Regions from separate parts of the Homo sapiens genome. Here region 2 is linked to region 1. Evidence: chromatin loops called from intact Hi-C (ENCODE). Cell type or tissue: Calu3. All regions are shown on one strand. Links, peaks and the distances in the headings refer to the core of each region. The heading gives the core; the rest is flanking DNA. Region 1 holds the start of LOC107986403 (a long non-coding RNA gene). Region 2 overlaps ADCY2 (adenylate cyclase 2).

What was found. A loop is a pair of places that touch in the nucleus more often than their neighbours do. Peaks named below come from ENCODE experiments on the same cell type or tissue, not always from the same donor. Only the 100,000 strongest peaks of a DNase experiment are listed, where the experiment ranks them.
Region 2: a loop joins it to region 1, with 4 times the contacts of the local background. A loop is called at or near these places in 32 of 110 quality-filtered maps.

What each region holds. Positions count from the first base shown.
Region 1 is chr5:7,384,883-7,397,403 of GRCh38, forward strand. LINC02142 (long intergenic non-protein coding RNA 2142) reads left to right here. Exons shown (of 4, transcript NR_183263.1): 3 at 2,042-2,168; 4 at 6,409-7,022. It overlaps LOC107986403 (a long non-coding RNA gene), which reads right to left and starts at 11,067. Exons shown (of 2, transcript XR_001742597.2): 1 at 9,194-11,067; 2 at 5,766-9,092. ADCY2 (adenylate cyclase 2) reads left to right here and starts at 11,256. Exons shown (of 25, transcript NM_020546.3): 1 at 11,256-11,624. The coding sequence starts at 11,415. RefSeq lists enhancers at 9,806-10,571, 10,572-11,337. In Calu3, for the core only: no CTCF peak of the experiment used is centred there; a DNase peak (open chromatin) is centred at 6,499.
Region 2 is chr5:7,740,817-7,753,337 of GRCh38, forward strand. It overlaps ADCY2 (adenylate cyclase 2), which reads left to right. Exons shown (of 25, transcript NM_020546.3): 15 at 2,852-2,936. Among named protein-coding and RNA genes, the nearest start is that of CFAP90, 100 kb to the right of the region's middle. In Calu3, for the core only: a CTCF peak has its summit at 5,485 (motif pointing left); a DNase peak (open chromatin) is centred at 5,485.

The DNA of each region.
Region 1 (12,521 bases), core at 2,413-10,412:
TCCTAGGGGACACTTTGGTTAAGTTTGGAAAGGGTGAGCAGATCTTGAAAGTGGAGCCGCTGCTGTCAAATCAGAGATTGGGTTACATAAAGGGGTTATATAAATATAACCCCATTATATAAATATAAATATAAATATAAATATAACCTTTTTATATAACCTAATCTCATAAAAATACAATCTGTATAATTCAAGGTAGTGTAAATAAACCTTTATTCATATTTTTCAATAATAATATAACCCAATCAATCAATAATAATAATATATAATATAATAATCGGTAATAATAATATAACCCAATCTTATATAAAATCTGTATTCATACAGATATATAAATATATAAGTATATATTATATATAATATATAAAAATATAACCCTTTTATATAACTCAATCTTATATGATACAATCTATAACACCATATATATGGGGTTATATAATTTATCTGTATATAAATTTGTATAGATATATTTATATATAAATACAAATTTATATACATCTGTATATAAAGGGTTACATAAATATAAATATATAATATTTATATTATATATAAAGGGCATTATACATAGATATATATATATAATAAGAGGTTATTTATATATAATTATAACCCCATTATATAATACAATCTTATATGATACACTCTGTAACCCCAGTGACAGATTATATTAGTCTGTTCTCACGCAGCTATGAAAAAATACCCGAGACTGGGTAATTGATGAAGGAAAGAGGTTTGCTTGACTCACAGTTCCACATGGGGAGACCTCAGGAAACTTACAATCATGGTGGAAGGCAACAGGGAAGCAAGGAACCTCCTTCACAAGGTGGCAGGAGAGACACTGCGTGCCGAGTAAAGGCAAAAGCCCCTTATAAAACCATCAAATCTCATGAAAACTCACTTACTATCATGAGAACAGCATGGGGGAAACCGCCACTGTGATTCAAGTACCTCCCCCTGGTCCCACCCTTGACACATGGGGATTATTAAAATTCAAGATGACATTTGGGTGGGGACACAGAGCCAAACCCTGTCACAGATCCCGATGGATGGTACTGCACTCCAACAACTTCCTCTCCTCCCTACCCCAGAGACGGGGCTCTGTGAAAAGCTGAAATCACTTATAGAAAAATAAAGCTCAGGTGAGCTCTACTTGAGACATGTGTTGCTGGGAAGCATTTTTTTTTTTTTCCGAGTTACACTCTCGAAAGAAAGCTCCATTAGGCATACTGTGCAACACAGAGATTCTGAGCCCAGGTTCTGCTTGGTTACTCTTATTGCCATGGTCTTATTTTCTCACCATCATTTCTTAGAGTTCATTTCTGAAATTAAATACACATTCTAAAATAATCAAGTCTAGATTTTGTATGTGCTCATTAATCATTTTAAAATTTGCTATGTTTTAATTATCTTTAGTTGCTTACTCCCACTATTATTTAATTGAAATTTATATTCCACCTATTTTTAAACCAGTTGGAATTATCTTTTTAATTAAGCACTATTTGAAATAGAACAATCAGAGGACTGCCATTAATCCACTAATCCTTCTTGGGAATTGGGTGGGGTATCAATCAATCATCAGTCAATTAAAAAACAGAAAAGCTTCCAGATGGCTAAAAGAAGCTACAAAACTCAAAGGATTATAGGATTACATATGTATTACAGTAAAAATAAGTAAATTAATTAAACGAGATCATGAATGTGGAGTATCCAGTTGTCCGAGCAGCTTAAACAGTGTGGTCCTTTCCCTAAAGGTCTTATACTATAAGACCTTGTGTAAGTATATCATAAATTATTCTGGGGCAATGATCAAAAAGAAGGTAAATAAGCACAAGTAATCATCTTTTAAATGCTTTAAAACATTTTAGACATTTCAATGGTTTATTCATCTAACAATCACTGGATTGAAAGCGTTGAGTGGAACCAGTATCCCTTCTGCTTCTTGTTATGGAAACCTATTTAATAAGAAACGTACCTGGACAATAGCAGTTCAGCATTTCTTAATACAAATCTCCATGGTTATTTGTCTTGCTTTGTCGCCTAGGCTAGAGTGCAGTGGTAGGATCTCGGCTCACTGCAGCATTGACCTCCTGGGCTCAAGCTATCCTCCCACCTCAGCCTTCTGAGTAGCTGGGACCGCAGAGGTGCATCACCATACTCGGCTAAGTTTTGTAGGTATTTTTATAGAGATGGGGTTTTACCATGTTTCCCAGGCTGGTTTTGATCTCCTGGGCTCAAGCTGTCTGCCCACCTCACCCACCAAAAGTGTTGGGATTACAGGTGTGAGTCACCTTGCCCGGCCTAAGAGCCCTTTCTTAAACTTTGGGCTCTAAAAGAAGTCTAAGTACCAGGCTAAGTACAAAAATCATTTTATAAACTCCATTTTGCCCTTTTGTTTAGATGTAATTCACTGAAACACGACTGATAGACCCCGAAGAAGAAAAGGGCCGAATATTATTTGGGTCAAGAATACTTTACTCTCAGGAAGCAAAAACATTCTGAAAGGTTCCAAATGAAAGAAGACATCTGATGGGCAATGTGTAAATCACTGGACTAATCTGATTTTGTTATGCACTTACACCTGTGATTCCGGATGTCAAATTTCGCAAGTCCTTTATCCCTTGAATTTTCCTATAAAATACCATTGAAAGAGGGAAAGAAGATGGCTAGTGGACACTTTTCTACACCATCAATGTAGAAGGTTGGCAACAAGGACTTACAACTTATTTGTAAAATTTTGTCCAAAACAGACATAATTATATTATTTGCAAATTTAAAGACTAAATATAATTACATACTTTTCACTTCACATAAAAAAGTAAATGCATCCCTGTAACAACACATAATTACAAACTGTACATCTTAAGAGTAGATACTTTGCACTTTAATGAAACAATATAAAGTAATTTGAATCAACACTGAGCAACCTCCAAGCCTGATATATATTTTCTATATTTTAATCTAGATATTTTAACATTAATATCTTTAAAATTTCTAAGTGTATATTTTTTAAATGTTTAAGATAAGTCTTCCATTTGTTGGCTCCTTGGAAGAATATATTTAGAAGAACAGCTCCCTGCAGCAGGGAGACAGATTTTTTTTCCTGTGTATTAGTTATTAGACTGTAATGCAATAATGAGGGTCTAGGTTGAAGATTGCTTTTTTATTCCTTTAGCCTGCTGAGCATGAAAATGTCTTCAACGTTTCTCAGTAACAATGTAAATACAGCTTGTCTTGATAGAGTTGGCACATTAACCATATCTGGTCATTTGGAGGCAACTGGCCACATGAGCCCAGCAACCTTCCCTAAACATTGTCCCAGGCATCACGTTGTACTGAAATAGGAGCTGAGAGAAGTACATTTCAGGTGGCTTATGTGCAGGAAAAAGCAGATTCTGTCTGTTTCAGGAAGGTTCAATTGATTATTCATTTGAAATATCAATTATTACTCTGACAGTATTTTCTTAACTAGTTTTTATATAAAAATTTAGTCACTGTTATCTGTGTATTCATTTTATTAAAAAAACCCCAGTGCTTACAATTCCTTGTTCATAGTGATATAAATGATCATGCTTTTTAAATAATAAAGGACAAAATGAGCCTGCATGCTAGTCATCATCATAATGCATTACTAAAAAGATGTACTCTCAAAATGTCTTTTACTTAACCCTCCCAATACCCAAAATATTGCTTAACAATAGTGGCTTGCTATTTTAAGAGAGTAATCAGGATTGAAATAGTGTTATAATCAGCTAATGGTGCTGAGAGTGGGTGAAGGAGGGAGGCCAAGCAGAGCCCCAGATGTAGATGATGAGAATCAGCTCTCTGCACAAGGGAAGTGGAGGGTTGTGGGTAGGTGAGAGTTGGTGTGGGTGGGTGTGGGTGGCGGGTACTGTTGCAGACAAAGGAAGAAACAGGGATATAGGTCCAGAAATGGGGGTGGGAGTAGGGTGGTCGCAGAAACTTGAGGGGCTCCCTGCAATTATTTCTGGAGCCTAAAGCAAGAGGTATAATGGCATTAGACGGTTAAGCAGGGCAGCTGCAAGCAGGAAGGAGATGATGAGGGAAGAAACTGGGGGAGACTTGAGAAAATACTGGGTAACATTGGCAGCAACAATAGTTGTTTGGATGTGGGCCAGTGACAGAGTAAGAGCAGTACAGTCCAAGCCTCCTGGAGCCAGGAGAAGGTTTGTTAGGTTCGGACATTGAGTTCAGTTTCAGACTTGTCACTTATGAGAGCTGAGGGTGTGGCTGGGGTACTATTTGGAAGAGAAGTGCACAGTTACTTAGGCATGAAGATATTCATATGTATCGCGTGCTGCAGCACTCAAATGTGCTACTTAAAATATTTATTATGGTTTCTTTTTGAAGTCTTCCATTTAATAGCAAAAAATCCTGGATTTATTATAGGCAATCTGTAACTCAGTCCATGAACATGAGGCCTTACAGCATTTGAAATTAAATTTAGAAATATATCACATTTTACAAAAATGCTAGGTGTAATGAACAAACAAAATCCAGCAAACAGCAAGCCTATTCTGATCGTTCTTCTTACTACCCCCTACGCTGGTCTTCACACTTGGCAATCAGTGTGGCCATGCAGGGAGCTCACACATTATACTGCATCCTACCTCTGCCTTCTTGATGTCAATATCTCAATACAGTTAAGCTGCAAAGAGGATGAAATTCTTTTTTTTTTTTTAAATGGAGTCTCACTCTGTCACCTGGGCTGGAGTGCAATGGCGTGATCTCGGCTCACTGCAACCTCCGCCTCCTGGGTTCAAGCGATTCTCCTTCCTCAGCCTCCTGAGTAGCTGGGATTACAGGCCCCTGCCACCACGCCTGGCTAACTTTTTGTATTTTTTTTAGTAGAAACAGGTTTCACCATGTTGGCCAGGCTGATCTCGAACTCCTGACCTCGTAATCCACCCACCTCGGCCTCCCAAAGTGCTGAGATTACAGGTGTGAGCCACTGTGCCTGGCCAAGGACGAAGGTTTAAATTAACGCTTTATAAATCCTGGGAGACTTCATTGATATTGCCCAAGATGTGTTACTGGGAACACACGTTTTGCCCAAGATTTGTTGCTGGGAACTCACAGTACTAGATGCCATTTTCTCTTGATAAAAAATCAACCTCAATGATATTTTCTCCAGATAATCTCTTTTCCTGGACACATTTATTTTGTCATTATTTCTTTAGTATCTCACCTTATATGTACTGTTACCCTTTGCTCTATTGGTCAAGTGGAATTGGTAGCAATAGATGTTCAATCTTTCATGAAAACCTTGCCACTTTAAAATTTGAAAACATCATGAGGTTTTTAAAGATATAGTGGAGGGTACTGTTTAATATAGTATAATAGCAAACATATAAAGACAACCTCTTCAGGACCTGGAAATATTTTTGTCAAATGAAGTTTTGCTTAATCCATTGCCATTACTCATCAATTGAACTCAGTTTTTAAAAGAATGAAGTTGTCTGTGTCTTTCTTGATTTATTCATTCATTCATCTAGCACATACTTATTAAGCACTTATTATGTGTTTTGCAAATTTCAGGTAATAGGACTATAAGGAACAAAAGAAACAAAATCTTTTGCCTTGACAGAACTTACCTCTTAGTGAGGGAACACAGGCCACGTTAATACAAAAGTAGGATTTGTGGGTGTTTACTAATTGTTATGATACACCACTAATACACTTTTTTCTTGCTTTATACCAAAGGAAATAGTACTTATTATTAAATAATTAGACAAAATTCAACAACCTTCTTGGTGCAGTTCAATTTTATTATATTTATATATTTTTAATTGGATGCAAACAATTTTTTTCCTTTCAGTCTAAAAATATTGATTAAAATCCATTCCTTTACCCAGCGGTGGTACAAACATGTTTGAAAGAGTCTTAGAAAAATTGGTCCATTCTTTATTTTCTTACTTTAAAAATAAATCAGCTGAAGCTTGGAGATCTTATGTGACTTCTCCAACGATGTATAGTTGATATCAGAGATGGAACAAAATCCAGTACATTAAGGAAGCAATTCTGAGAATATTCACAATTACTACACTATAGTGTGGAATAAGACTAGAAGTGAATTTGATTTATTTTCAAATTAAAAAAATTATGAATCAAAACATGTGAAGTGGCTTAAAATCATATGTTGGTTGAATTGAATGAGAAAGGTGAAATTGGACAAAAACATGCATGAACTATATCTCGGCATGGTTCCATAGAGGCCATGTCTTGTCCCTCAATAAACATTTTTTTTTTAAATTTTAGAGCATAATTAAGTTACTCCTTAATGACTATTTTAAGAGACACTAACAAGGGTATAAAAATAAAAGCCAAGGTATGTGAACTTTCCATTTACGTAAGCTTGCTAAATAAGCCCCTCTTCCTGCACCTCTCTAGGCAACTGATCCTGAGCACACGTCTCCATGGCGGCAGGAGTCATTGCTTTTTAGATCACGTTCTCCGAGCAAGAGCCGAGAAATCGATATCTCTCACAAGGCTGTAGACGTGCTGGAACTGATTAGTCATTAACCTATTGTCACTCCTCCCAGCGCTCATGGAAGGAGTTGCAGCATGTCAATGGATTTTAAAAGAGTACCAGGATTAAACTTCTCCATGGCAGTGGGCATTTGTGAAAGGTCTGTTCTGAAATACCAGTACCATCTTCTCACATGTTAAGGGCCAAAAATCTCAGTAAGTCACTCCAAATCAGGTTTTACAGATGATTTTTTGAAATATTGATTCTGGTATTGTCCCTGAAAATTTAATTTATCAAATAAGCCAATTAAGAAGCGTCTTTTAAAGGCACGTAGGGACCATTCAGCACTGGATGGACAAGAAAATGAACATATTAATCTTACAGTCAGCAACGTTTTGTTGATGCTTTGGAAACTGAACTGCAAAGGAGTACTTAAATGAACTGAAAGAGTTAATTTGACTTCTAAGAGCCATAAACTGGCTTGGGTTGGGTGGATTCTGTATTCCCAGACTCTGGTTCAATAAAAATGTAAATGTTATCTGGGTACACAAAGCATATTTCATGGCGATAATGAATCTGTTGACATACTGTTCATACTTTATTATATAAATTTTAGTAATGTATTTGCCAGAGAGAAAAATGAATACACAGGGAAAGACTCTGTGCTCAGCTCTACAATCTGCCCCAGGTTGGCTGGCACACGTTCGCTTCTGACCTTGGCGCAGTTTGCTGGGCTGCCTTGATTTAATCAATCAGAGCCCTGTGGATGTTGAGAGGAACACGACGGCGTCATTGACTGAGCTAATCTAACTGGATTTGAAATAGGAGCTAGAAGATGGGTTATTTTTAAACCAAAACCCACTGATGCATAAACCTATCCTGCAGCGTGATTGCTTAGATTTATAATCGATTAGGTGTGTCTTAGTGTGTATGTAATCCCTGAGAGGTGACCACATTAGGAGGGGATGGGCTTGAGTTCGCAGGCAGAGGAGGCCTTCTCCTTTGGCTGGCCTGCCGTAGGCTCTGCCTGCAGGCCCAGAATGGAGTGCTGTTTAGTGTGACCTGTTACCAGCATGGGCTTTCTAATTTGCAAGGCCGCGGGCAAAACGGACATGCAGAACCTTTTGATCAAAAATTTTGAAGAATTTCAGGGTGGTGACAGCAGAACCTTAAACCAGCTGCACAAGTCACAGATCCAAAAAGTCAGCCTTGCTTGCTGGGTTATGAGGATAGAGGGCTGCCCTCTAGCGTTACAGGAAAGAGGAATTCTGCTTCCTGATGTTTGCTTTTTATTTTTTCTCCCACAGGCCCAGTTAGAGATTCCCCAGCAGGTTTCTTTTTGCAACAAATAAATTGCTACAGAGTAAATATATGGGAGAACCTCTTGCTCTCCAGGCCTTACCCTTGGAGTGGCAGCCCTGCTACCCAGAGACACAGAAATGAACCAGAGGTCTCCTTTGGGGTCCCTTTAGTTTCAAGAGTCCATATTTCACGCTCCTGGCTTTGTACTAAAGGACGTTTTTCATTTTACTTCATATGGCTTGTAAGTTATTATTTTGTTTCTTTTTTTCTTTTTTTCCTTTTTGAAATACAAACTTGTGGAGAACTTTTTAAAAGGCATACTTAGTGCAATCGATTCTAAAACATGAATACAGAAACTGTAATGATTGTACTGTTTCACTTTTTTTGGTATTAAACATAAAGCAATGACAGAAGCCCGCATAAAAATAAGCATCAAAACAAAACAAAGATCAAACAAAGCCTCAGAGAAGCACTGACATATTCTTCATTTTTATATTATTTTCCTTCTAAGTCCTGTGTCTATGATGATGAAATTTAAATTGTAGTGTTCAGGAGGAAAGGAGGAGTAGGAATGTTGATTTTTGTTCCTGTTTCACTTCTTGTAGCCTTACTTTTCAAAGTAAATTGGAAACTATTACAAGGGTCCCAGGATCCCTGTCTTTCCCACGCCTTCACCCTGCCCCCTTCATCCAGCACATGGTAGGCACATAATGTTAGTTTAATAAACTAATGGAAGGATGAGTGAATTAAAAAAAATTCAAAAAGATCAAGGGCAAAATAATCTCCATGTCATTACATTGTAACAAAATTTCTTAAAAGTCTTAAGACTGCCTTTACCATACAGAGAACATATATATGGTATACATACTGGATATTTAAAAGATTCCACTTCCCCACTAGGAAGAAGGAGACAGTAATTAAGCATTTCCTTTTCCTCATAAGTTTTTCAGCTCTTTTCGCATAAACCTAAATGACGGATTATTTATTTTTTCTCCCTTCTTGAGTGGGTGAAGACAAACATGTATCAATACAAGGGGTAAAGAAGCAGCAAAGATTGAAGAGAAGATGAATAATTAGTCTGTTGCTAGCACAGGAAAGGACTGGAAATGTGCAACTCTGCCCGCCCCAGAAAGACCAAGCACACAGCCGGAGGAAGACAGAACCAACACAATAGAAACCGTGTCCAGCTTCCCACTCAACCGTGTTTCCTTGGAAGGGATTGGGTTCTGGATATTTATACCGCGGATTCATCAGTGTTGTCTGTCATGGAAGCTTGCTCTCAGAACCTTCAAAAACCTAAAATCTGGGAGTATAGTAATCACATCCTGAGGTTCATAGCAAAGCACCGAGCCCAAAGCATCCAGCCCAGTGAGGTTTGGTGGGAGGGTCTGAGGTTGAAATTACCTGGGTTACAGTCACAGGAGGGTGTTGGAGTGGAGGGCAGGCAGGACAGGGTGGGGGCAGCAGTCCATAAACACTGCAGGGAAGAGAATTTCTTTCTGCTGCTAGGGCAGGATGACCCACGGTGGGAGGTGAGCCTTGGGACCTACAGGAGGCTTCAGGGGGACACCCCCCCACCCATTGCCTCCTCCTCCACTCCTTGTTTCCAGGTCCTCAGAAGGAGGGAAGTCCAGGGACCAGGGAGCCTGGTGGGGCCGGACCTGAGGTACTGCACGCAGCCCTGGGCCCAGTCTCCTCGGCCACCTCCCTGCCTCTGGTGTCTATGAGATCTGCGGGTGAGCTGTGCAGCTCCTGAGCCCTCATCCTTAGGCCCTGTGGGCACTGACGGATGCTAAAATGAAAACCTCTGGAAGGATCCGTGCCCGGCCTGGCCCTGTGCTCAGGGTAACGCAGCTACCTAGCTTACATGCCCTCTGCCAGCGAGGAGGACAGGACAGCCAGGGAGGCGGGGCATGGGGCCATTCGAGAAGGTTCTGAGGTCTTAGGTGGTGACAAGGCTGAGTCCTGAGAGCTGGTCATCTCCTGGAAGAGATGAAAAGTGCATGGAACAGCCCTCTGGGGCTGCCCTCTGGGATGCTCGCTGGTGGCAGGAGAAGGGAGGGCTCTTGTGCCTTGGATTCCTTGGGGTAAGGCTTTGGGGGAGGAGGTGGGATTTGGGGGCTCTTTGGGCCGGACCACACTCGAATAGGAGGAAACTTCCAGAAGGGTGGGTTCCTTTGGTGATAAGCAATGAAGCCCCTTCGGCCCCCAGGGCGAAGGCCAGCGGCCTCCGCTCCCACGCGTGTCGGGAGGGGACACTGTCCCTGGTGACATCCGCCCCCACAACGCTCCTGCCGGGTCTCTAGCGCCTCCTGCGTCCAGGCCCCCAAGGTGACAGGGAGGGAGCTACTCCCAGGGCCGACCCGCCCGCTCCCGCGCCCAGCCGCTCTCCCCGGCGCCCCTTTGCCGCCATCCCCGCTCAGCAGAGGGGCTCGGCGAGGACCACGACCAGCCACGGGGCAGCTCTGTAAACCTGTGATATGACAGGCTTATACGGCACCTCCAAAGTGTGACTGAAGCTGAGCGTGCAGGGCGCAACGGACGCTGCCCCCGCGAGGCCGTGGCGGGGGCTCCCAGTGCAGTCACTGCCGCTTCACTTCCACATGGTGCCGGTCTCCAGTTAGGTCCCCTGGCGTTTCCGCGCCCTGCCGCCCTCGCAGGGAGCCCCGGCCCTCTCAAGAGGGTGGAGAGGATGGGGGAGCCCTCAACCCTGCTACGCTGAGGGGAAGAAGGGCTGGACGGCAAACCGGTGCCCACCGCGGGGAGGCGGGAAGGGTGGGAAATCCTCTCCAGCTCCCCAAAAGAGTGAAAAGGAGGGAGACCCCGCTGTCCTCTGACCCGCGTACTAAAGGAGGGACCCCCCGGGTCCTCTGACCCCGGCTGCGCTCTGTGACTGTGGGGGAGGGTGGGAGCAGGCCCCGCAGCCCACTAAGGGGTGGAGGAAACAGGAGGGTGGCAGCGTCCCTGCCCGCTGACCTTGAGGTAGTGGAGAGGAGCTGAGGAGCCCCGCAGTGCTCCGAGCCAGGTGGGGCGGGGGGAGTGGTGGGGGTAGGACTCCCTCCCTCCACCCCTTAGGCTGTGTTCTCACTTCGTAGCGGGGAGGGCCGTCCCTCCCACCCCACCCACGCTGCACTCGGGATAGGGCAGAGGAGGTGGACGACCTGGTGGCTGAGTGTGGGAGGCCGGCGGGCGAGGACGACCCCGGGCCGGGGCGCAGCGGGAGCCCCTCAGTTCGCCACTCCCCCCACCGTACAGCCCCCGCCGTCCCCAGCCTGCAGCCGGGCCGTCGGGTGGGGGCCGACACCGCCCCTGCACGGAGGCCGGCTGCGCGCGGGGCGGGGAGCGGCGGGCGGAGGGCCCCGTGGAACCCGCCCCCTCCCGCGCGGTGGCGGTGGCGGCGGCGGCGCCGGGAGCTGCCCCCGAGGCCGCCGCCCGGCCCCCGCCCGCGCGTCAGCGCGCCCAGCCCGGGGCGCCGAGCTCCGCCCGCGCCGGAGGCCCCTGCGCGCAGCTCCGGGTGCCGGCAGCCGGGCCGGCCGAGGCGGCGCGGGGGTGGGACGCGGGCGGCCGCGGCGAGCGGCGCTGCCCGGGCCGGGCGCGCACGGCGGGCGCCCTGTGAGCGGCCCCGATGTGGCAGGAGGCGATGCGGCGCCGCCGCTACCTGCGGGACCGCTCCGAGGAGGCGGCGGGCGGCGGAGACGGGCTGCCGCGGTCCCGGGACTGGCTCTACGAGTCCTACTACTGCATGAGCCAGCAGCACCCGCTCATCGTCTTCCTGCTGCTCATCGTCATGGGCTCCTGCCTCGCCCTGCTCGCCGTCTTCTTCGCGCTCGGGCTGGTGAGTGGCCTCCCCGCGGGTCCAGCGCCGCGCCTTCCCCGGCCCTGAGAGGAGCCCGGCCAGCCGAGCCGCGTCCCGCTCCGGGCTGCCCCTCGGCCCGCGGCAGCCCCTCGGCCCGCGGCAGCCCCTCGGCCCGCGGCTCCCTGCTTCTCCTGCTGGCCCGCGGCCCGGTGGACTCTGGCAAGGGCTGCGGGCGGGAGAAAAGTTTCCTGGGAAGGCTCTTCCCAAAATAAAGTTCCCGAGGTGTTCACCAGGTGGACGGGCAGGGCGTGTGCTTTTTGCATCTTTGCGCACCCGCTGGCAAACTCTGCGCTTTCCGCCGGGCACCGCTGCCCGCAGCGCTGGAATAGGTCTTCCCCGACTCAGCCCTGGGCTTCCTGGGCGAGTCGCTGTCTCCTGCCCGGTTCCACTGGCATGGCCCCACAGTTGGCATTTTAGTTGGGATTGGGCGTTATTCAACTCTGCAGAAAGCCTGCCTTGGGAAAGTGGTTAATGACAAGGAAAATGAAGAAGAAAAATTAAGTATACATCTTTGCCTTTAAATCTGTATGCATTTAGCTCTTTAGCCCGATAGACGGAAAGTGATGTGGTGTTGACTTGTGAATCAATCTTTCATCTCAGAGACTACAGTTAAGAAGCGTTTGGGACGGACGATTGCTTTCCCGTTTCTAAAGAAGTAACGTGTTTAGGGTTTTGGACAGGTTATTAAAGTGGATTTCATCACGAGGAGTATAATGCAGCTCAACAGCTGATGTCAGTTTTGCCAGTTTATATTTTTCAAGCAGAAATCCTTGGCTCGCTCCCTTGAAAAGTGAGGGGAAGTCTGTAGATGGCGATAACTTCCTGTTACTGATCTCTGAGTGTGTGGTTCAAACTTTTGCACTGCCTGTGACATGC
Region 2 (12,521 bases), core at 1,597-9,596, 360 kb after region 1:
AGTAGAATATTTATGTCCTTAAATGCACTTATTAGAAAATACAAAATATTTTCTAACAAATGACAATCCAAGATAAAGTATATAAGTTTAATTAAGGAAGAAGAAATAAATTTTTTAAAGTTGAATCGGAAACTAATTAATATAGAAAGAAAGAACAGACCTTAATAATAAACCAAACACTTATTCCTTGAGAAGGTCAACAAAACATGCAAAACCTCACAAATCTGATCTAAAGAAAATAGCATTAAGCATAAGAAATTACAAATATGGAGAGTTTTTAAATTATAAGAAAATATTATATAGAATATTTTACATTTGAAAATCTAAATGAAATAGATAATTTTCTAGGAAAATCATCAAAATTGACTCAAGAAACAGAACCAATAAACATGGCAGAAATGTGACATGTCTATTTCTAAAACAGAACCTGGATCAGGAATACAACTGGGTAGACATAAATCCAGACAACATCACTTAATAGAGGTATAACTTTAGGGAAGTTATAGAAGTATAACTTGGGCAAGTTCCTCAACTTCCCTGTGTATCAGTTTCTCTGGCAAAATGAGGTAATAATACTAACTACTATATAGGATTATTGTGAGGATAAAGTGAACTATATATGTACATATATACATAGCACTTGACACATAGTGAATACTCTATAGATTTTAGGATGTAGCATCACCACCACCACCATCACCACACCACTACCATCACCACCACCATTATCCCCATCACCATCCCTATCACCATCACCATCACCATCCCTATCACCATCACCATCACCATCATCACCATCACCATCATTATCACCATCATCATCACCATCACCATCCTCATTATCATCATCATCATCATCACCATCACCGTCACCATCATCACCATAACCATCTCTATCACCATCACTATCATCATCACCATCACCATCACCATCACCATCCCTATCACTGTCACCATACCATCATCATCCCTATCACCATCACCCATAATCATCATTACCATCACCATCATCACCATCCTCATCATCGTCATCACCATCACCATCCCTATCAATATCACCATCACTATCCCTGTCACCATCACTGTATCACCTGTTATCATCACCATCATTACCATCACCGTCATTATTATCATCATCATCATCAGATAATTTTATACTTGAGTTTTATCAAACCTCCAAGAAGATATCGTTCATTCAGTATTTAAACAGTTTGGGGCCTAAAAAAAAAAGACGAAATGTTGTTTCTAAACTCAGCCTTATGAATCTGGCATTACCTTAACACCGAGAAAAAGCTAGGAGAGCATAGTGCCCAAAAAAAAAAAAAAAACCTGTCAGAGCTCCTTCGTAAAACAGAAGAGAAGATAGCAAATCAAAGCTCAGCAGATGAATCACTGTGGTCCCCTTTAGTCATGAGGATAATGGCAAGCGCCCTCCATAGCTCTGAGATGTGGGCTGGCACTCCTCCCGCTGCTGCAGGATCACATCTTACTCATCTTTGTGTCAGAACAGCCTAGCATGAGCCCGGCCCATGAGACTAGTCAACAATCTAGGTGTACTTGGTATATACACACCCTCCCGCAGAGTCTTATCATCACTTGTAAAATCTGAACAAGTATTATTATCAGGCCAGGTGTTTGAAAGCATTGTGAGTCATGTCTAGGACATGACTCAGTGCCCGAAAGTCATTGATTGGGTCAGGTCCAATTGTTGGTTTGAACTCAAGTTTTTGTAGATGTTGTTTGATGTGTGTCCCTGTAGTCATCCCTCTTAATGGAGTAGGTATCTGAGATAAAGAGTTGAGGGTGGCTTCTCATCATGACAGCATCAGGAGCTTTACTCAGGGCACTAACTGCTCAATTTGTTTCTCTTTCTGTGGGACTCACAGGAGTGCACCTGCAGGAGGATGTCAGCTTGTGGCTGGCTTATATCTGGTTCTTCCATCCCATACGTTGTTTCTGGATGTTACTCCTCTTCTTAGCCAAATCCTCTGTTTCTTCACTGTCTCTAGCCAACCTCATTGGCATGAGGTTCCATTTTGGTCTCAGACACCATCCAACCTCTCCTTGGATGTTCCATTTGCATTTCATCTTTGATGATTCACTGTGCTTCAGTCCTTTTTATACCTCTGAAACTTCTATCCTTGGATTAAACTAAGTTTTAAAAGGCTTTGAATTATTTAATTATTTAAGGGACCTTTCGGATATGTATACAATTCTTATAAGTAAGCCTGTAATCTGTCAGTAGCAGGATTTGCAACTCAGTAGGCATGTTTTTCACATGATCATGGGATGCTTTTGAGTTCATTGGCTCACTCAAGCATGTAAAAAGCCTCGCTACACATTTTGCTGCATCTATGTTGAACAAAATAGGTTGAATCTGGTTTCATGAGATTGGGGAGGGTGAGGACTCAATGTCTCCTGGGTCAACAGGAACAAGGGTGGAACTTGAGGACTTCCAGGCTATCAAGGTGAGGCTGTCCTTAAGGCGGCAGCTGCCAGGATCTCACTGGCAGTGAAGAGGCCACCGAGATGGGGGATGTGGCCAAGTGCCACATGAAACTGCCAGGAACATGGGCGAGTCATTTAAAAAGATTCTTTATCCTTCATAAAGAACTGATGCTTCTGAGGCAGTTTTATTGAGTCAGAATAAGTTAATTGGCCATCGCTGTGTGGACCCTTTTCTATGGACATGTATGTGGCATTTTAGCTCCATTTTTATTTCTCAAAAATTTAGTGAGGATTGCAGTCTGCATTTAATAAAGTCCTCGTTAACCCAAAAGTATTACTGGTAGCTTTCCAGAATGAGAGAAACGATCTCCACCCTGACTTGCTGCTTTTTGTTTCCCGGTAGAACGTCCGTCCTGGGCATCTCCTTTGGGGCTGCGTTTCTCTTGCTGGCCTTCATCCTCTTCGTCTGCTTTGCTGGACAGCTTCTGGTAGGTATTCAAATGTGGCGCTTCTTTGAAAAGTATGCTCATTTCATGAAAGCTGATTTCTTGCCTAAAACTTTCCAAAACAAGGAGCTTATTGCTTTACCACTTCAAGAACTCCAGATCCCAGTTAAGGAAACACACACCCTTCAGGTCTATAACCAGGAATATAGACTGGGACCCCTCATGCACAACCAAGACACGAATATGAAGATGATTCAAAACGTTCGATGTCACATCAGAAGTTGCATTCTTGCTTATTTGGTGTCAATATATTTTTATCATTTCCTTTAAGTTTTCAGAGTATTTATAGCAGCAAATGCAAGTATAATATGAGGCTTTCAGTGTACAGGAGGATTAAAACTAACACAGGAGCAGAAAACCAAACACTGCCTGTCCTCACTCATAAGTGGGAGTTGAACAATGAGGACACATGGACACAGGGAGGGGAACATCACACACTGGGGCCTGTTGGAGGGTGGGGGAAAAGGGGAGGGATAGCATTAGGACAAATACCTAATGCATGCGGGGCATAAAACCTAGATGATGGGTTCATAGGTGCAGCAAACCACCATGGCACATGTATGCCTATGTAACAAACCTGCACATTCAGCACCTGTATCCCAGAACTTAAAGTAAAATTTAAAAAAAAAAGTAAACCTAATACATTGCTACATCCACTTTCAAGCTATAAAATGTTGGAGTAGTTGAAGAAAGCATACGTTAAAATATCTTTTATTAGTGTTTAATTTAAGCCAATCAGGTTTAAATGCTAGTTCTGGATATACAGATTAAACCTAAAATTGAAAGTCTAAAGCAAGTGTTGCTAGCTGGCCATGAGTCTATGAGAGCATCGTAAGGATGCAAACAATGGGATAGAAGGCCCTGAAGATAAGCCACTGTTTCGTTTTGTTCAATGGAGATGACCTGGGACAGAGAGGCCACTCTGAGCTTCTCAGCAGCTCTCTTCCTTGCCCCCATGGGCATTCTCAAGAGAAGCTTCAGAGATTTTTTTAATAAAAATTTTTACATGATAATTAATAACCTATTATAAAAAATAAATAGAAATGTTCTTTAAAATATTTTTCAATGGATGCATTTTATATGAGTTCTGCAGTTACAGACTACAGTCTAGATATTTTCACATTGTCAAAATTATGATTTCTTCTGCTGGTTAGACTGTAACAACGCATTTAGATGACACCGCCAAGGAAGCCTCCTGAGGTTTGTGGCCTGTCTGTTACCTCTCAGGAGTATTGTGGCTTCTATGAAAGAATTTTTTCTCATTCTGCATGCGTTTATAGTTTGCATCTGTGGCTTTATTGCAATGTTGTTTTGCTTTTCATAAAACACACTACTACTGCTAGCAACAACATCAGGACAGCGCGATAGTGGCCTCTTAGAATCCTCGTCCTCCCTTCAAAAGCTCTGAAAAGTGGCAGTCCTGACCCCCACGCTGTCCATTGCATTCCAGTCTGATGTGCTGAAAGGCTTTGGCCAAGGGTGGTTAAGATTCCAAAGCTTGTCTCTGCCTTTCCGCAGTCGACTGTAAGCACTTTGTCCTCTGTGCCTTATACCTTTGCAAACTTGTGTGGATTTTGTTTACTGTTTGATAGTTTAGATGTTTCAAATTGTATTGAAAGCTCTTCCAAAAATGGGACTGTGGCTTCTGCTTTACCCAAATGCACACATAGCATCTCGATTCTCTGAAACCCCCTGAAGACATTGTGGGTTGTATAGAGGAGGGAAGACCCTTGGTTAATATGAATCCACTCCGAAAGGCCCTGATGGAACTCTTTGGCAAAGTTTGAAAACGCTTATTGTAGAAAGAAGCCTGGTTTTCTATGTTCCCGGAATCATCCCTCAGGTGGAAAGGCACACAGGCTCCCCTGCTCTCTTCCTTGCCCCCACAAATCTCCTGAAGCCCATGTCTCAGGTTTCCAAAACAGGAACCATCATTGGTGGTTCCATTGGAAATCCCAACCTAGTTCTAATTAAGTCAGTTCAGATCATTGTGACTAACTAGCCATATTTATCATTTTCTATCCCAGGGAATCTGGTCTTGGATATGGGGGCATGTGGTATATTTAGGGTATCAGGCTGACTTTTTTTCATTCTACTCTCTAAGTTGTTATATTAAAGAAACATAGAGCTGGGGGCAGAAAAAAATATCTCAGGAACAACTCTGCTGCGTCTGTGGGAAAGCATTGTTCCTCTCTGGTGCCTCCCTTTCAGCCTCGCTGGAATCCCACGCCCTGCTGCCCCTCTCATAGCTCCTCCTGTGGCCAGCCTGAGGCCCCGGTAAGCTGTCAAGGTGACACCCACAGCTCCTCCTGCCCTCCCGTCCCTGGAGCTTCCCAGGACCCTGGCCTCCACAGGCCACATGCTAGAAAGTTCTTTTTGACTCCGTGGTATCACAAAGGGAAGATTTCAATGCTACAAATGCATTGGTGCTTACCTCCTCCTCACAAGAAGCCTGGATGGTGTCAAAGTGCCCAGGAAGCCTAGACGTGGCGACACTTGGTCCTCCTAAACTTGATTCCATAAGATCCGTGAATGAGGCTCCCTCTAGTGGCCAGCTGCAATTCCTCCTCCTTGGATGTAATCCATGAAAAAAATCAAGAAGGAATTCTTTTCACTTTAATAATAGGTCCTTTTTTACTGTTTAAATCATTCTTTAAGGATTTTTTAATTTGCAACATCAAATATATTGGTGTACAGCCAATTTAAGAAGGCTTAAGTGCACTCTGCACTCTGCCATCCAAATTCAGTCAAAAACTGCTCATCACAAATATTCCGCAGTGGTCGTGGAGAAACATTGTCACTTCCTAAGTGCTCATTCCCTGGCTTCTTAATAGCTTCCCAGTTGTGTAAGGTTTTATAATGATTTGCATTTATTATGAATTAAATACTGAGTTTATTAAAGAGTACTCAATACCCGAAACTTGCCTTCTATTAACGTATGGTAACTTTCTGAAAACTTCGATGCCAAAGACAGTATTTGTGCTCTAATACCAGCTTTCAGTTCTCCGTATGAAGAAATAACATAAAATGTAATACTTCATAAAGGAAGCTGAAGAGAGGTCAGCCTGGCTAATGTTTTCTTCCAAGAGCTTTGCCTCTGTCATTCTCTGTTGCACAGAAAGCGTAATGCCAATAAATCAAATTGATTGCTTGTTTTACAACTGGCCTTGATAAAAAGGTAGAAAAATATCAAAATAGGCAAAAAAAATGGTGATGATGAATTGCAGATTTTTTCCTGTTGATAGAAAAATCGTACAGGTATTTGTTCAGTGACATGTTCTCAAACACATGGCAGGCATTTCTTTTCTGTGATCATTATTTCTGTGAGAAGCCCAGCCCTCGCCTCCATCGGCCCCTTCACTCCCACCCGAGGCATGCCCCATGCTGGCTCCCTGCTACCCCCACATTGCCCAGGTCTCAGTTCTTGTGCACGTGGGTGGGCCCAGCCACCGGGCACCTTCCAAGATACCTTGAAACTGCACCAAGCCCTTCTTTTTACACCGTGGGACTGACAATCTGTGTCACGTAGCTTAGCCTCCATCATATAAGATCTCACTGAGACCTCTAAATTGTTTCTGTTTCCCCTTGAATATATAGAGTTCCTTGTACTGTAGCATTTTTATGGGGTCCTTTCTTACTTTCTCCTCTCATCCGGCTCTGGTTAGCACTCCCTCATCTCATGGAGGCCAACCTTTCTCAAGCCGAGTTAGGTGTCCCCTGCAGAACCTTCTCCAAATGTCCCAGCATGGGGACAGACTCTATGTGTCAATGATCACGTGGATGAGAGAAGGAATGTGAGTCAGTGGCCTTCATCACGCTGCGTCAAAATGCCTTGTTCACATATGCCATGATTCCTTGACTCTGACGTGCCTCCAGCTGTCTCCTCTGTTGGAAATTATCATCTAACTTTCATAATCCAACTCTGAAGAGCCCGCCTTTGCACCACCAACTCCTCTCATGCTGGCTGGCCGGGATTCCCATTTTGCGTTATTACTTTTATTCTTGTGGATGGAAAGATCTTCAGTGAGTTCACTGTAGCCCTATTTTGTTCATTGTACTACTTCAGGCACTTGAAAAACACAAGATAAATATTTAATATCAATCTGCTTGAAGGAATGTTGGGTTGCACCCAAGTGCGGTTTCCTGGTACCACTGCTCAGAAAACATTCCACCCCCATTCTCACCCCAACTGGACTCCTTCCGAACTTGAAGCTCTGAATCCAGCTCACAGTCATGGCATCCTGCTCCGCATTCTGGCGGGTTCCCAGCCTCTGCATCTGGGCCTGGCATCCTGATGTTCTCACTTGTTGGATCTCCTTAGACACCTCTGCCTCAGGTGCCTTCCTAGGCCCATATAGCAGCCCCTTCATCTCACCATTGCCAGCTATTCTCAGGCAGAGAAATATGTGCCCTAGGGGACCTTCTCCAGATGGCTTAGCAGGAGGGCGGGTTCTATGTGTAAAGGAATGTGTGGGTGAGAGAAGGGATGGTAAGTCGGTGGCCTTCGTCACACTGCATTGAAATTTCTTGCTCACATTCACCATGATTCCTTGACTCTGAAATGCTTTCTACATCGGATGCTATTTAGCATTTCAGAATTTAAAACTCAAGAGGTGAGAGGGAACCTAGAGATAACCTCATCCAGCCTCTAATTCTGTGGATGAGGGACCAAGGACTCCAAAGGTGCCATCCACTTAAGTGAGTTTTTATTTCCAATTATTTAAAATAAACATTTCCCCCCACCCTCCAACACACACACACACACACACACACACACACACACACACACACACAAAATGCTGAAGAAGCTGTAATCAGGCTTCTTGAGGATGCAAATGGAGGCTTTGGAGTAGAATCAGGAATGCAATGACTATGAGGTCTGCAAAGGCTTCCTATCCTTGGGTAAGAACCTTTGGAATAAATCCAAACTATTTATGATGGGCAAGATCCCAATGAGTGGTTCTGATTCCAGCCTCATCATAGTTTATAAGTAGTAAATGTTATATTAAAAATACCTACTTACTCTGCTAGGCACTTAGCTTCTACTGGCTCATTTATGGTCACAAGGGCCCTTGGAGGTAATATCCATTTGACAGTTTAATAGAACCGGGGCTCACAGATGCTACATAACTTGCCTTCCCAGTGGTATATAGCAAGTAGGTGTTGGAACCAGAATTGGAATCAAGCCTTGGAACCTTATAGTAGAAGCAGGTTGCAGAGGGTGCCAGGCTGTGTGTGGGGTGAGTCACAGGCAGACGGTGCCCAGCACTAGGCAGGGATGCCCATGTTCATGGACATGGACCAGCATGGCACCAAAGTTGCCTTGTGACTACTCAGCACCCATTGATCAAAATCACATTGGTAAGTCATGGTAACTTCACATAGTACCTATTCTTATTCTTCTCTACTCTAGTTTCCTAAAGTATGTTTTTCAGCTGTTGGTCCCATTTATTTAAAACTAGGTTCTGGGCAAAGTGTAAATTCATCTTAAAAGACATTTGATAATTTTTTTAAGTTAATTTATAATTGTGTTTAGATTAAAGTAATCTAGTAAGAAAGTACTCAGTATTATAATAATACTTTACAAAATGTTTTATACATATAATAGTCCTTCAAAGTATTTTCAGACATTATTTTATTTGATAATGAAAATAATCCATTTTATCTAGGCAGAAGCTAAGACTAGAATAAGAGATTCAAGTTCACATTTTCATTACAATTAGCAATTAAAAATAGTACTAGTTGTCATTGTAGCAGTAATAGTAATAAGTGCACATTCACAGTCAGATTTAACTTTCTAAACTACCTGAGGCAGACTTACCTTTCTATGATAAATACAAGAGAGTGACTCTAACCAAAAATTCCACCAAACAAACCAACCCCCAAAACACCTTTAGAACGCATATGCTGGATACGGCAAATGAAAATGCCAGAAAATATCAGAAGAAATTTTTCTCTCAGTGTTGTTACCTTGTGCTTTCAATAGCAGAGATAATACGATGCCAGCCCACCAACGTTCTTCCAGGCAGAGATAAAAGCGCAAATAGAGAGGTCGCCTCGGGAAAGGGAAAGTAGGTCACACAGCTAATAGAAAAGCTTTCTACCCCACAGCAGTGTTTTTCCCTTGAAGTCTGTTTTCTTTCCTGTCAATATCCCTCCACCATATTTTATTTTTGGTTAGTATTTGCCTGGTGTTCCTTGTTCCATCTTTCTACTTTCAGCTTTTCCTTGTCAATGAAAAGGATATAGGTTTTAGGTGTGTCTCTGGTGAACAGCATGTAGCTCTATGTCCTTTTCTCTGATCCAAACATCTCTCTCTCTTATTTGACAAGTGTGATCCATTTACCTGTATTATAATTATTACTAAAATCTTTTAAAACCCAATTTGTATCTTTTTGCTTCTACTTGTTTTTCCTTCTTTTCTGCCTTCTTTTGGACTCCTGGAGTTTATTCTCTTTTATTCTCTCTAGTGACTTGGAACTTATATACTCTAGTTTGTTTTTTCAGTTATTACCTTAAAACCGTAACATGTACACATGATTAACAAAGTATATTATTAATAATATCTCCACTTTCTTGTTGAACAATACAGGGACCATGCTCTGAGTCTGGTAATTTTTCTCATCTTCCATACTAGCATGGTTTAAATTTTTCTAAACTTAAACTGCTCAAATTATTCAATGTTTATTCCTGTTTTTGTTAAACAATGTATTTGTTTACTATTTTTTCCAAATACCATTCCACCTTTCTGGACTCAGTTTCCATATTACTAAAATGCTTCCTTTTATAATCCTTCCCATGAGGGTTTGTATATAATATACCCACTCAGATTTTGTATTTTAAAAAGTCTTTATCTTTTCCCCATTGTGATTATTTATAATTTTTTCTAACATTCTAAAAACAGGATTCCATAATTTCCTGGCCTCTGTGGGAATGAGATTAACTCTCCTGTCCATCTAACTGTTGTAGACACTTGGTCCCTTGTCTCGGTGGGAGTTTTTGTAGGATTTGCTCTTTGTATCATGGGCAGTAGATTCCAGGTGTCAAAGTGCAGCCTGACTTTTATTTTTGAGACTCAGCTGTGTATTCTCTACCACAGACCTCATAATCCGCTCTAGGTCTGCAACGTCATTGTCCAATATCTCCTTGTGTTTTGTCTCTTCCCTGGTCTTTCTGTTCTGCTTTTTTCAAACTTTTATCAGAGGTATGTTGAATCTCTTCATCATATCCTCTGTGTCTCAGTCTCTTTTTCCTATTTTCCACTTCTTTATCTTTCTGTGCTATTTTGTGGTTTATTTCCTGAGATGTTTCATAGCCTCTCCCATTCACGGGCAGTTCATCCAGTTCCTCAATAACCATTTAGTTTTTAATTTCAATATCTACATTTTCATCTCTAGAAAGTTTATGTGGCTCATTTTAAAAAATACTTGTTATTTTTCCTTAACAACTCACTCATTCATATGGATTATAATCCCTCTTTTGTTACTTTAATCTTAATTTAGAAGCTATTTCAGGTTGTTGTCGTATCTGCAGATCTCGTGGTGCTAATTCGACTACCTCTAATGTCTTTTGATTCTTCCTCATATGGTCCATTGCCTTAGGTACTTTATAATTTGGTTTTTATTGTGAGGTTATGTTCAGGAGGAACTGCCCCAGCCCCCAGATGGGACATCCCTGCACACTGTAGTCTAAAGTATCATTTACCAGCAGTGTCATTCTTGCTTCTGCCATAGCCCCAAGGATTTTCTCTGGTTTTGACCTAATTAACAACCCTTCAATTTGGAATTCTTATTATGAATCAGGTAATGTGATTTCAAACCCAACACTTTAGGGTTTGGATTGATCCTTGGAAGCTTATTGACACTTCCCTGAGCTAGTGAATGGGGCTCTTCTAGACTTCTTTGTACAGAAAGTATAGCAGTTTGAGGCTCTGGATTTTATTCAAGAGTCTTAGTTGCAGCTGTCCACGTTTGGCTGGCCCAAGGAAATATCTTCTTTTCCCTATGGGTGTTAAAAGCTCACCCCCTAAGTGCCATAGCCTGAGTCCTGATCCAGGACACTCCTGGACCCACCCCACAGCCTCAGTTCCTTTATCACTGAGCTCTCTCTTTGTTTCTGTGCCCTGGTAATTTCCCTTTGAGTCCATCATTAAAAATAGTAAACAGAATCAACACGTATTTGACGAGTTCCTACCATTTAACAAACACTATACTGGCCTCTGGGAAAACAGAGACAAGTGCGATATGGTCACTGTCCTCAACCACCTCTGCATTTGGCCAGAGACAAGCATGTCAGCAAAAATGATGCAATGTGGTACCCAGTGGAGCAACAGTGCAGGGATGTGGCTCACCCAGGGCGAAAAGAAGAAACAGGTTGATTTTGTAAAATATGATTGATTGGCATAAAGAAGTCTTCCTATGGGAAATTAAAGGACAATTAAATAATCAAAGTACACATCACAGTCTTTGTGACATTAAATGTTACAAGTAATTATTGCTCCGGCTTATTCCTGCCATTCAGAATGACGGTCCTCAGCTAATTAAAATGCCAAAGTAGATGTTCCTTTAGGCAAATACACAAAAGTACATGTTTATATGAAACATGAAACCACTATATTTTCCAAGCAAGATTTTTAAGATGGATTTCGTTTTTCTAATAATAAAAGTTTGCTTCTCAGCCACTCTGATATCTTTATAACTTTTCTGGATTTTTTTTTTCATTTTATTAAGTTCACTTAATATGAGCTTCTACTTCTCTTCAAGTGTCTCATCTTATTGTTAAAATGGAAACTAATGAAACTGTAAATGAAGTCTACTTTTATAATGATTAAGTTAAATTATGAAGAATTAATTTTAGAGTGAAAAATTTAGATTTAACTTAATTTGAGAGACTACCAGTTGTTTCCATTGCAAGTGGATCAAAACAAGGGAAGAAAAAAAAAAGGAAAGAGAGAGGGAAGGAAGAGAAGCTGGCTGATATTTTTGGTGGAGCATGTATGAACATTTTGTTTTTCTGAGGAAGATCTGCATGTACTGGATTAAGAACATTGGGATTCATCCCACGTTTTTCCTACCACACCCCACTGCTCGTTGTCCCCATCATCAATTCTATGATAGGATTTTCCTTTTTTTTTTTTTTTTTTTTCTGAGACACAGTCTTGCTCTGTCACTCAGGCTGGAGTACAGTAGTGCAATCTCAGCTCACTGCAACCTCTGCCTCCCGGGTTCAAGCAGTTTTCCTGCTTCAGCCTCCTTAGTAGCTGGGATTACAGGCACCCGCCACCACACCCAGCTTATTTTTGTCTTTTTAGTAGAGACAGGGTTTCACCATGTTGGCCAGGATAGTCTCAAACTCCTGACCTCATGATCTGCCCATCTCAGCCTCCCAAAGTGCTGGGATTACAGGCGTGAGCCACAGTGCCTGGCTAGGATTTTCCTATATATTTCTTCTTTTATTACATCTCCCACTGCATTTAGTATCAATCCCTTGTTTGTTAATGGATGAATGTGATATTCACATCCAAGTGCATTTCTAGAAGGTACACGGTGAGCTCACTGTAAGTAAGAG